Linked DNA regions of Homo sapiens: region 2 is linked to region 1. The links are chromatin loops, found by intact Hi-C in ENCODE. Cell type or tissue: dorsolateral prefrontal cortex. All regions are shown on one strand. Each heading gives the region's core, and the rest is flanking DNA. Links, peaks and the distances in the headings are about the cores only.

Region 1 (5,374 bases), core at 128-5,127:
GGCAGGCATTCTTTCCCCCAGTCGACACAAAAGGAATGTAACATTTGGATAATGAACTTGCCCAAGATCACACAACTGGTTTGAAACCCAGCTTGGACTGATTCCAAAGTTCATGCTCTTTCTCCTTTATTCTGCCATCCTCCTCTCAGCCCAACTGAGACTTCCCGATCCCCAGAAGACCAATGAGAAGGGGCCATAGTTTGAAAGTGTGTGTCTACATGCTAACCCCTAAGAAGTCAGCCCTCTTGGCTTCTCCCTCTACCTGCGGAGTTCTGAAGGGAAATGCCCATATTTCACTTAAAAAAAAAGATCAAAAGCCTTCCATCAGTCACTTTAACTTATTTATGAGTTTGATTTTTTTCTTGGATCATTTCCTTTCATTCCTGCCAGAAGCCCTTGCCTGCAATCCTCCCAAGTTATTAATGAAAGAAGTCAAACGGTAGCGAGTGCAGGAACATTCCTGGCTCCTGCTGACTTGTGTCGTGTGTGCTGGAAGCAGATGTTTTCACCCAGATCATAGACACTTGCCAGGCCTCTCACATCTGCCCTGTTTGCAGATGAGGACAAAGGAAGTCAGAGGACAAAGTCTATTTCCAGCCCAGCTAAGAGAAAAGGAAGAGTCAGTGTTCACATGGAGCATCGTGCATTGTGCCCACTTAGTGTGGCCAGCTCTGGGCTGGTTGCTGAGGTCTCCTGGTGAACAAACCAGACATACTTTTCCCAACTTTTCCTCCTATCGTTTCACCTGCGTGAGAAGTTTCAGTAATTTATTGGGTAGGGGTTATCAATAATGGTCACAGCCTTCCTGTCCTCTTACACTGCGGGTTAAAATGGTCTCCTTATTTTATTTTTTTGGGTTTTTTTTTTTTTAGAAAGGGTCTCATGCTGTAGTCCAGGCAATGGCATGATCACAGCTCATGGTAGCCTCTACCTCCTGAGCTAAGTAATCCTCCCACCTCAGCCTCTTGAGTAGCCGGGACCACCACAGGTGTTCACTACTATTCCTGGCTAAATTTTTGATTATTTTTTTGTCGAGATGGGGTTTCAATATATTGCTTAGGTTGGGCTCAAGGGATCCTCCTACTTTGGCCCCTCAAAATTCTGGGATTACAGGCATGAGCCACAGCACCTGGTTTTTATGATTTTTATGGAGTTCTGAATTAAAAAAAAAAAACTCTACAGAAAAGTTTCATATAGATATCTAGGCCAAATATACTCCAGAGATCTATTGTAGCTAAGGTTCTGGTGCCCAGAAAGAGAAAACTAGACAAGCAACTCGCCCTAGGGCACATCGTGTTGGCCAATCCCCAGCCTCTGCCATGCCAGTTCACACAGCGGATTCATTTTTCCCTTGCTTGTCTGGGTAGACTCCTCTCCCCTCTATTATAACCAAATTGAAGCATTCTCTCTGGGTCTAAGTGATTCACCCATTTAAAAGCCTTCCATTCTCTTATCCCAGGCAGGAGAAGACCCTGCCTGAACCCAGCTATGTGGAGAGGCCCACGGGATGGAGGTTGAGGTGGAGCATGAGCTGCCCCTGAGCAGACAGAACAACACAAAGGGGCTGGGAATTGAGAGTGGCGGTGCCCACAGGGAGCCCACAGGCAGGAAGACCCAGGCTGGAGGATCAGGGCCCCCACGGAGGAAGACTTTGGACTAAAAGTCACAAGACCTTGCTTTTAGTGCCAGCTTTGTCACTAACTGGCAATTTACCGTAATGAAATCACCGATACTGGCCCAACCTTCATTTCTTCATCTGTAAAACATATTGCCAGGGACGAAGTTTGCAATTTCGTTGACTTCAAAAGGTGGCTGTGGGAATAAACTAAGATACTGGAAGAGAAATGGCTGTGCACGTGGTAGGTCTATCGAAACGCTAAGGGGACTTCATAATCATTTGCACGTTGTCATAAAGGTTTTGAGAACCGATTATGTCAGCGATACAAGCCTAGGTCTGAATCGCTTGCATTTGTGCCTATACTGTGTGCATGAGTGTGTGTGCACACAGATTTTTCTGTTCTGGAGAGAGTCTGGGCCATCAAGCGTTTGAAGGTTCAAATCCTTCATACCCCGGCAGCGTTGCTGACTGCACCTCCACTGGGGAGCAAAGGTGGGGCAGCCATCCCTAGGATCTTGGTTTCTAGCAGACCGAGGATGGAGGCTGCGTGCTCAGATTCCTGGGCCTCTCCTCCTGGGCATCTTCCTTCCTGTTCCTCCTCGTGGCTGACTCCTGGCCTGTGGCCGCCATCCCCACCAGCTGGCTCATTTGCATGTGGCCCCAGTGGGTTCCTGTGCCCACACAATGAAGTGGCTGTACCCATGCTTCTGCCCCTGGGTCCTAGCCAGGCCTGCACTCACACTGTGGGCTCCATTCATTCCAAAGGACACACAGTCCCCAGCCGCCGGGGCCCACCAAGGCTTGGAGAGACCCAGGGCCCAGTCTCACCCTGGAGGCGGCTGAAGGCCTGGGTCTTGCGTCATCAAACATTGCTCACATTCCGGGGGGAGGAGAGGAGACAAGGCTTCCTCAACACTGGTCCGCTCCAGGCCCAGCCTAGCTTCTGAACTCTTGTATTTTGCTTGTACCACCCTGCACTGGCCAACTTCCTTCTGCCAGGTTTTGCTCTCTTCGGAGCTGGCGTACACAGTTGTGTGACAGGGTTTGAGTCCCACATCGGCTGCTTACCCACTGTGTGACTTTAGCCAAATTGCATCAACTCCTTTCAGAACCTTCATTCCCCATTTGTAAAATGAGGGTATTAATTTCTGTCTCTCAGGATCGTTGTAAAAATGAAATGAAATGTGCAAAGCGTCACCGTCCCTTTTACTGAGTGGGTGTTGATAAAGGATTGTGTCATTGAAATAAAGGTGTGACCTCGGCAAAGCATGTTATCTCTTGGGGCCTGCTATTCACCTGGGATGGGGGTGAACCCCAGTACTCAGGGACACGGTAGGAACCGGCTGGAGGTAAAAACACTTTATACACCTGAAGTCCCATCTGGGCATGGTGTTAGATCCTCTGGAATATCAAGTCATTACCGAAATGATTGCAAAGCCCTTGGCATTCGCTATACTTGGGTGAATATTCACTATACTGGGGTGGGTGTGGGGTGTGGGGTGTGGGGACAGGGCTGTGCCTGAAGCCAGAGACCATGCCGGACATACATGGTGTAGACTTCTGGAATTCTAATAGTCCCATCTGGTGGGTCGTCCCCTCACAGTGTAACCTCCCGGGTTCATTGAACCCATGCAGTTCCTCTCGTGCATGTGCCTCTGACTCTGACTGCATGCGCTGACATCACGGGAGCAGTATGCTGACCTGGGGGAGCAGGGATTTTGGTGCCAGAAAAATTGGATAATATGCGATGGCCTGACTTCACTCTCCCCTATGTCCATCCTCTTGGGATGCTCCTGGGCTTGCCCTGTAGGCTGTGTTCCCTGTGGCTCATGTACAAGAAGGATCAGGCCAGGGTCCCAGGGTCCCCAGGCACCTGCCCTCTCCCCTGCGCTGCCTTCCTGTCCAGGAAGCAGCCGGGACTTCCTGGTGTGAGGCCTGAGGACCTATTGGCCTGCAGAGCCCTTCAAAGATCTCTCAGCACTGCCTCACTCGCCTCATTCCCAGCTAGTCCCAGGACAACCCCGGGAGCAGGGAGGGCACTTGGGGTGTTGGGGAATATGCTGAGTTGGAACTCAAAACACCCTGGGTTTGAGGTCTGGCTTTGCCACTTGTGGGATCTGTGACTCTGGCCTTCGATTTCTCCCCTGTCACAGTGACCCAATTGGGAACCAGGTTGCTGCAAGGACAAATGCCAAGCACTTAGCACTGGCTGAGTGTTCCCTAGATAGAAAAGGGTACGTGAATCTACTGGTTGTATTTGTCTCTGCACATCTGGTGCCTGGCACAGCACCCGATAGTCATAGCTACAGTTGTGTTTAGATTTGCATCAGCTGAGCACCTGTTTCAGGCTCTGCTAGAGACTACCTCAAGGATGAGTCACCTGTTTCTAGGGTGCTTCCAGACCAGTAGGAGCAAGAGGGTGACTTGTGCTTGTACCTCTGACCATGAAGCAAAACAGACCCAGACCCAGAGCCCTGCACTGAGAGAGGGTGGCACCAGGTGCTCTGTGGGAGGGGGCTGGAGGGACCACAGGGTCAGAGAGGGAGGAACGCACGGAAGAAGAAAGTTTGGGACCTCTAGGATGCAAAGGAATTGTCCAGGCTGAGCCAGAGGAAGGGCAGTGGATCCATTACAGCACCTGCTCTCTGTGCCTGGGCATAGGCCCCTCCTCTGTCTAGAATGTCTGTCTTCTCCCTTAATCACCAGCAATCATAGCTCATCCTCCAAGCCTTAGTTCAGGCACTTTTCTCCCTCTGAGCCTTCAGCTAGCCTTGGAGGCTCCATCTTATCCTGGAAGTCCTTCTGCTGTCACACTCATGATCCTGCATTGTATCCGTTTTCTTTCTCCTCTTTCTTTTCAGAGATGAGTATCCTTAGGACTGGATGCCTGGAAAGGACCCTTAAAACCTCTCAAGGGGTTCCATCCAAGTAGGATATGGGGACTGAGTGACTCAGAGATAAGAAAGCCAGGTGGCGATTTCAGTGCTAGGGCCAGGCTGTGGCCAACTGCATGCAGGCTGGTTGAGTTCATTCACTGATAGTGGGAGATGAGGCCAGAAGGAAATATTAGGGCCAGATGGTGAGGAGCTTAAAGTTCAAGCCTGGAAGTTGGGATTTTTTCCCAGAAGCATCGGAATCAGCTTAGTTTCTTTTACAAATATTCATCTACCATGACTAGCTGAGGCCAGTGGCACTTGGCTGAGATGTCTCAGGGATTCCTCTGGCATTTCCTTCCTCCCTCCTTCCCTTCCTCCTTTCTTCTCTTTTTCCCTTCTGTCCTTCCTTTCAACCTTCCTCCATATCTTACTTTCTTCCACCAATATTTATTGAATGACTAAGTAAGTGCCATCCATTCACAGGTTAACCAGATAAAAACTTTGTCCTCAAAAGCTCACAATGTTATGGAGAAAATGGACACAGAAACAAGGAAGGCAGTGTGCTAAATCCCACCCACCTCTTTGATGGAAACGGTCCACTCCTAGTCCAGCTCCGCTTCACAGTTAGTGTCTTCCGGAGCCAAAATCAGCTATTTTTCTGGCATGACCACATCTCTGAGCCTGGCCCATCTTTGGAGACCAGATTACTGGACAATTTGTTTATATTTACTTGGGACCCCTTGGCCCTCAGGGGCAACTCTGAGGACCCCCACATTCCCTAGATGGCTGCATTCCCGTGGGCAGGTGGTGACGGCGTACACATGTCCTGTGCTGCTGCCCTGCATCCCCAGCCAGACTGTAATATTGCCCAGGGATTTGG
Region 2 (5,374 bases), core at 323-5,322, 70 kb after region 1:
TTATGTTAAAATGAAGGGTGGAGAATCTTCAGCATGTTTGATGTTTTTTCTTGCTTTAACTGGACTCCTTCCATTTCGGTCTTATCAAATCATTACGATAGATGCCTAAAGAATCTCTCAAGTCTAAGAAGAAGGTGTTATGAATTAAGTCTATAGCTCAAACTTTTTTCCTCCCTGTCTTCCCTGTTGATAAAATTTGGGGAGGGAATCTCTAATTTTTAAAATGTAGGTTTTTCAGAGTCCAGACATAAAGGTTCCAATCGAGCAAGTTTTATCATCAGACAAGTTTGGGAACCACTAACTCAAATGGAATTCCTTCCCAGTTAGTAGGAATAATTGGGTTTGGTTGTCTCTGCTTTTTTCAGTGCCAGGATTTCGTTTCTCTTTCTCTCATCCAAGCGTCCAATACGAAAAGAAATTGGACTTTTATGCCCCAAAACTTCCCCTAGGGATGCAAGGCAGGAGGCCCAGGAGAGGTTAGATCATAGAGCTTTTATTTCAAACGGGAGCTCCATTCAAATAAAACCGCACACCGGCCGGGCGCGGTGGCTCATGCCTGTAATCCCAGCATTTTGGGAGGCCAAGGCGGGCAGATCACAAGGTCAGGAGCTTGAGACCACCCTGGCTAATATGGTGAAACCCCATCTCTACTAAAAACACAAAAAAATTAGCCGGGCGTGGTGGCACATGCCTGTAGTCCCAGCTACTCGGGAGGCTGAGGCAGGAGAATTGCTTGAACCCAGGAGGCGGAGGTTGCGGTGAGCCAAGATCGCACTCCAGCCTGGATGACTGAGCCAGACGCCATCTCAAAAACAATAACAACAACAAAAACCTCACACCATTGCAGCTGCACCTAAGTGAGGCTTCAAGTCAGCCCAAGTAGTTATATCAGAAGGAATGGGGGAAAGATGTTGATAAGCTCAGGTAAGATGCCTCAGAAGCTTTTGAGTTTTTAATTTTTTTAAATCTAAGACATTCCTTAAAGGAAGATGCATATTTGGGTCATAGTGGGTTGGAAAAGATGAAGAAAGATCTTTTGGATTTTGAAGCCCTGGCTTGTACCAGGGAGAGGGAGAGGCCAGCCTCAAGAGATACACTGGGCTCGTTTGGAGACACAGGGCCCGGCCCCACCCCATCTCTAGAACCCTCACCATGATAAGTTCCCATCTGTAAAGTGGAGGTGATGATAATGCCAGTCTCACTATGATTCAACACCAGTGGGGGCTGCAGATGCTGGAAGTTTCAAATCGTATTGGGAATGACATCACACAGATGGCTCCTGGAACCAGGCCACGTGGATAAGCCGCCCAAATGGACAGGCAGTAGTGATCTTCCTCTGGCATAATGAGAAAGGGGCTCAGTGATGGGAAGGTAATTTAGTCCCTGGACCAGCTGAGCTGGGCTGGTAGAAACCTTCCTTCCTCTTTGGAAACTGGAAGTGAGAGGCAGGCAGCTGGTAGGTCTCCCAAGAGGCGTGAAACCTAGTAGAGTGGGTTATTTATGCAAATTACAGAGAAACCCCATGTTATAAGATTACGTCTCCTGAGCTGTTTCTTTTCTGTCCTTGTTGGAGAAGCTGAGATGGACTCAATTCAGTTTCTTCATTCATTCATCCATCCATTCATTCCCTCTCCAACACAATACCTGCTATGTAACAGATATTGTGCAGGGAAACAGAAATAAATCTGACCCTAATTCTGGATCTCCAGAGATCTAATGGAGGGAACCCAGCTTAAGCTTAAACCTGTGATTCAGGACAATAAAGTGAAAGGTGTCTGTTGGTGGAGGGCCTTACAGTACTCCGGGGGCTGCAGGGAAAGAGACAGGGAAGGTTGTCTGAAGCAAGGGGCAACTAAACTAGGTTGATAAACAGGGAAAAGCAGAGGAAGGAGGTTCCAGTCTGAGAAAATACATTGATCAAAGGCAAAGGGCTGTGAGGGTCAGGGGTCAGAATACAAAGCTCTAGTGCTGGAGGGGAGTGCCTAGAATTTAGGGAGCACCTGCTAAGGGGAAGCCCAAACACTTCCCAGAACTCCACCTTGGAAGTGACAGCTTCCAAAATCTGCTTCCCCAAATGGCAAAGAAGCACTAAGGCTAATGTTAGCTTCTCCATGTAATCTCCTAGTCCTTGGCACGCTCCTCCATCCTGCCACTTGCGCCTAGCAGAGGGCTGCCTAGAGTGAGCACTCAGTGACGACAGAGAAAGGAACACACATAAAATTCTGCAAAACTCAAATGCAAGAATAAGTGTGAAATGCATTATAAACCGTAAGGAGCTGTAGAACTGTGAGAAATTGTCACCAATAACGATTGCGTTTCTATCCAACTGCTTTGCAGGGGCTGGCACTCCAGAGATGAGGAACAGCCCTGTCCTCAGGGAACCCAGAAGAGTCAACCAGGGATCCCGGGGCTGCCTGGCCAATGCTCTGACAAGATGAAAGGTTCTTGGAAGAGGTGAAACCTGTGCTAACTCCAAGGGCCCACAGGAGTCAGGCAGGTGAGGAACTGGGGTATGGTGTCCCAGACTGGGAACAATCCCAGCAGGTAACAGAAGGCTGATGGCCCAAGAAGGACATGGGTAAGACAGGCTGGAGGGGCATCCACCAGAGGTGATAGCCTGAGGGGCATCACTTGGATTTCAGTCTCAAGGCAAGCTCAAGTGCTGGGAGAGAACATGGCCACTTTTGTGTTTTGCAGCAGAGCTTATCTAGGGGGACACACGTATGCCATGAAATTAATCCCTTCAGCCCTTGAGGCAGTGGGAGAGTTGGGCAGCTCCTACAGTTGCTGCTGGGTTGCTTCCCCCAGACCACCTTGGAGAAGCATGGGATCAGGGCAATCCCTCCAGCAGCTGGGAAGCAGGAGGCTGTGCTACCCGGGGCCATGGCTCACACCTTGGCACCAAGGAGGTGCCACTAAATACAGATGATGTGAATAATACTGGGATGATTGTGAGCAGCTCCTATGCAACCCCCAGAGGAGGCTTACCCGACCCTGATGCTCAGCACAGTCTTCACAGGACTTTTCAACTCTGCCTTGCTGCATTCCTGATTGCATTTCTTTCCTATGCCCAGATCCGCCCATCTCAGAAGGGCTGCAGAGCCTGGGTTCCTGTGGACCCACCACCCTCCTCACAGGTCAGACTCTGTGGCTTCATCCCAGCTGCTGACCCACTGCCAAACCGCAGCAGCCGGCATCTGCCCCAGGGCTGGACAAGCAGCCTGGCTCTGTGCCCAGCCTGCACAGCTGGGAAAGAATGAGTCAGCAGTGTCTTGTCTCCTTGGCCTTACGCTAAGCATGACCTATTACAAGGAAGTAAATAACTGGGGAATGGTCCCAGCAGGGAACTCCCTGAAACCTCAGGGTCTCAGGAATGGGACAAATCTTAGAGGTCTTTTGCACAAATGCTCTTCATGCACTACAGGAGCTCAGCCTATGGAGCCACACTGCCTGGTGTCAAAGCCCTGTGGGACCCTGAGCAAGTTAATAACCCTCTGTTCCTCTGTCAAATGAGGATAATAATAGTATTTACCTAATAGGGTCGTTATGAAAATTGAGTTAATTGGCGTAAAGTGTACACAGCATATAGTAACAACTAACAAGTGTTAGCTATTACTATTGTTATCGTTATGTGAAGCGATCCCTTCTCTGGCATCTCTTATGATTAAGCCCTCATACAAGTGCTTCCAGAGACATGAAGGTCATTACCACGAGAGGCAAACTCTAAGCTGTCTTTCTCTTGGCCTGTACAAAACACAACTGTTACCTCTCATCCTGACGGATATTCACAGTAGATCTCCTCTTCCTGGTATGCCCACCTCCACTCTAGGATGAGACCCTCACTTCCTTCCGAAGTTTTTCAAAGGGAATACTTGTTGTCTCTTTGCCCCCCTTGGCCCCTTCTTCTCGTGATATGCTAATTTGTCCACTCTTCCTCTGAACAACTGAAAACAATGTTCCAGGAGTGGGCAGACCAGCACAAATAGAATAAGAGCATCATCTTTCTTGTTCTAGGCACTGAATCTCTAGCAATCCAGCCTGAAGTCACATTAGCTAACTGACTGCCCCCATACACAGCTGGCCCATAAAATCTCGGTTAATTTGGCTGGGCATGGTGGCTCACGCCTATAATCCCAGCATTTTGGGAGGCTGAGGCAGGTGGATCACCTGAGTCAGGAGTTTGAGACCAGCCTGGCCAACATAGTGAAACCACATTTCTCCTTAAAAAAAATAAAACAAAATTGAGGTTAATTTTAGTTAGAACCTTCTAGGGTCCTTCTCTCATACCCTTGTGCTTGCCATATATCCCCATCACCCCCTGCCAATCTGAGCTAGTTGGTTCAGCTTTTTTGACTCCAAGACAAGACTTCACACTCAATGCTTTAACTTTCATTGTGTCTGCTCTGGCCTGACTTTCATAAAAAGTCACCACCATGATGTCAGCTGTGAGTGTCATTGGTCCATTCTTGTCCAAGCAATCGATTGCAGCTACCCTGACCCAGCTCCTGTGTCCCTTTCCTGAGTCCTTTACACCTTAGCGGTAAGGTGATGGGCACGAGAAGGACTCAGTCCATCTGCAGGTGGAGTCAGCAGATCCCTTCTGCCTTCCAGTCACAGACCTGAAAACCAAACGCTGAGATCGCCCAAAGTTCATGGAGCCACCAATATCCAGAAACAGATGAAAATGTTTAGGAGGCAAGAGGCAGGCCTGGAAGAACCCGAGGACGCCACCTGGGCCCTAGTCCCACTTGGACACTGGCTCTGGGTGTGACCTTGGGTGAGAAACATCCCCTCTAGGCCTCACCCTCCTTATCTATTGAACTTGATAATTCAGGCCATCTCACCCGCAAAGTTCATCACCCCTTCAAATAACTCTGTCACCCACAGTACTTTATTGCACCCCCCTGCTCCATGGGTTAGGACACAAGGAGGTCCTTTCTTTCCGTATCCCACAGGTACATTTAAAGGCTCACCATATGATTATCTAGTCATGGTTCAGACTAAGGAGCTATATTGTAACTACTTTTCCTGCATGTTAACTTTTCCTGAACATAAATCTTGTCTCCGCAGCGAATCCCCCAGGAGTGGGGAGTCTTCCTCCCTACCCCTCTCCCCCTGCCTTCTTTTCCCCATCTGACGTACCATCTGTGTGTTTATTGTTGGTTTTCTCCTCTTGAATGTAACAGAAGCAGCCAGGTTTCATTAATCCCCATATTCTTCTAAACTATAGCTCCAAACTGAGGGTGTGACATTGAGGAAGGGCTCTGCAAATATTTGTTCATCACTAGTTGATTGATGTCATTTGGATTTTCTTAAGCCCACATCTCTAATGCACTGGCAGAATTCGATGAATTCTACTGCAGAAAGGGGAAGG

Evidence for each region. Peaks named below come from ENCODE experiments on the same cell type or tissue, not always from the same donor. Only the 100,000 strongest peaks of a DNase experiment are listed, where the experiment ranks them.
Region 2: a loop joins it to region 1, with 6 times the contacts of the local background. A loop is called at or near these places in 6 of 110 quality-filtered maps.

Annotation. Positions count from the first base shown.
Region 1 is chr2:15,798,176-15,803,549 of GRCh38, reverse strand. No RefSeq gene overlaps it. Among named protein-coding and RNA genes, the nearest start is that of LINC01804, 110 kb to the right of the region's middle. RefSeq lists an enhancer at 1,954-2,801. In dorsolateral prefrontal cortex, for the core only: a CTCF peak has its summit at 2,135; a DNase peak (open chromatin) is centred at 2,359; H3K27ac peaks cover 3,829 bases.
Region 2 is chr2:15,728,507-15,733,880 of GRCh38, reverse strand. No RefSeq gene overlaps it. Among named protein-coding and RNA genes, the nearest start is that of LINC01804, 40 kb to the right of the region's middle. RefSeq lists a silencer at 1,535-1,594. In dorsolateral prefrontal cortex, for the core only: no CTCF peak of the experiment used is centred there; a DNase peak (open chromatin) is centred at 3,200; H3K27ac peaks cover 2,001 bases.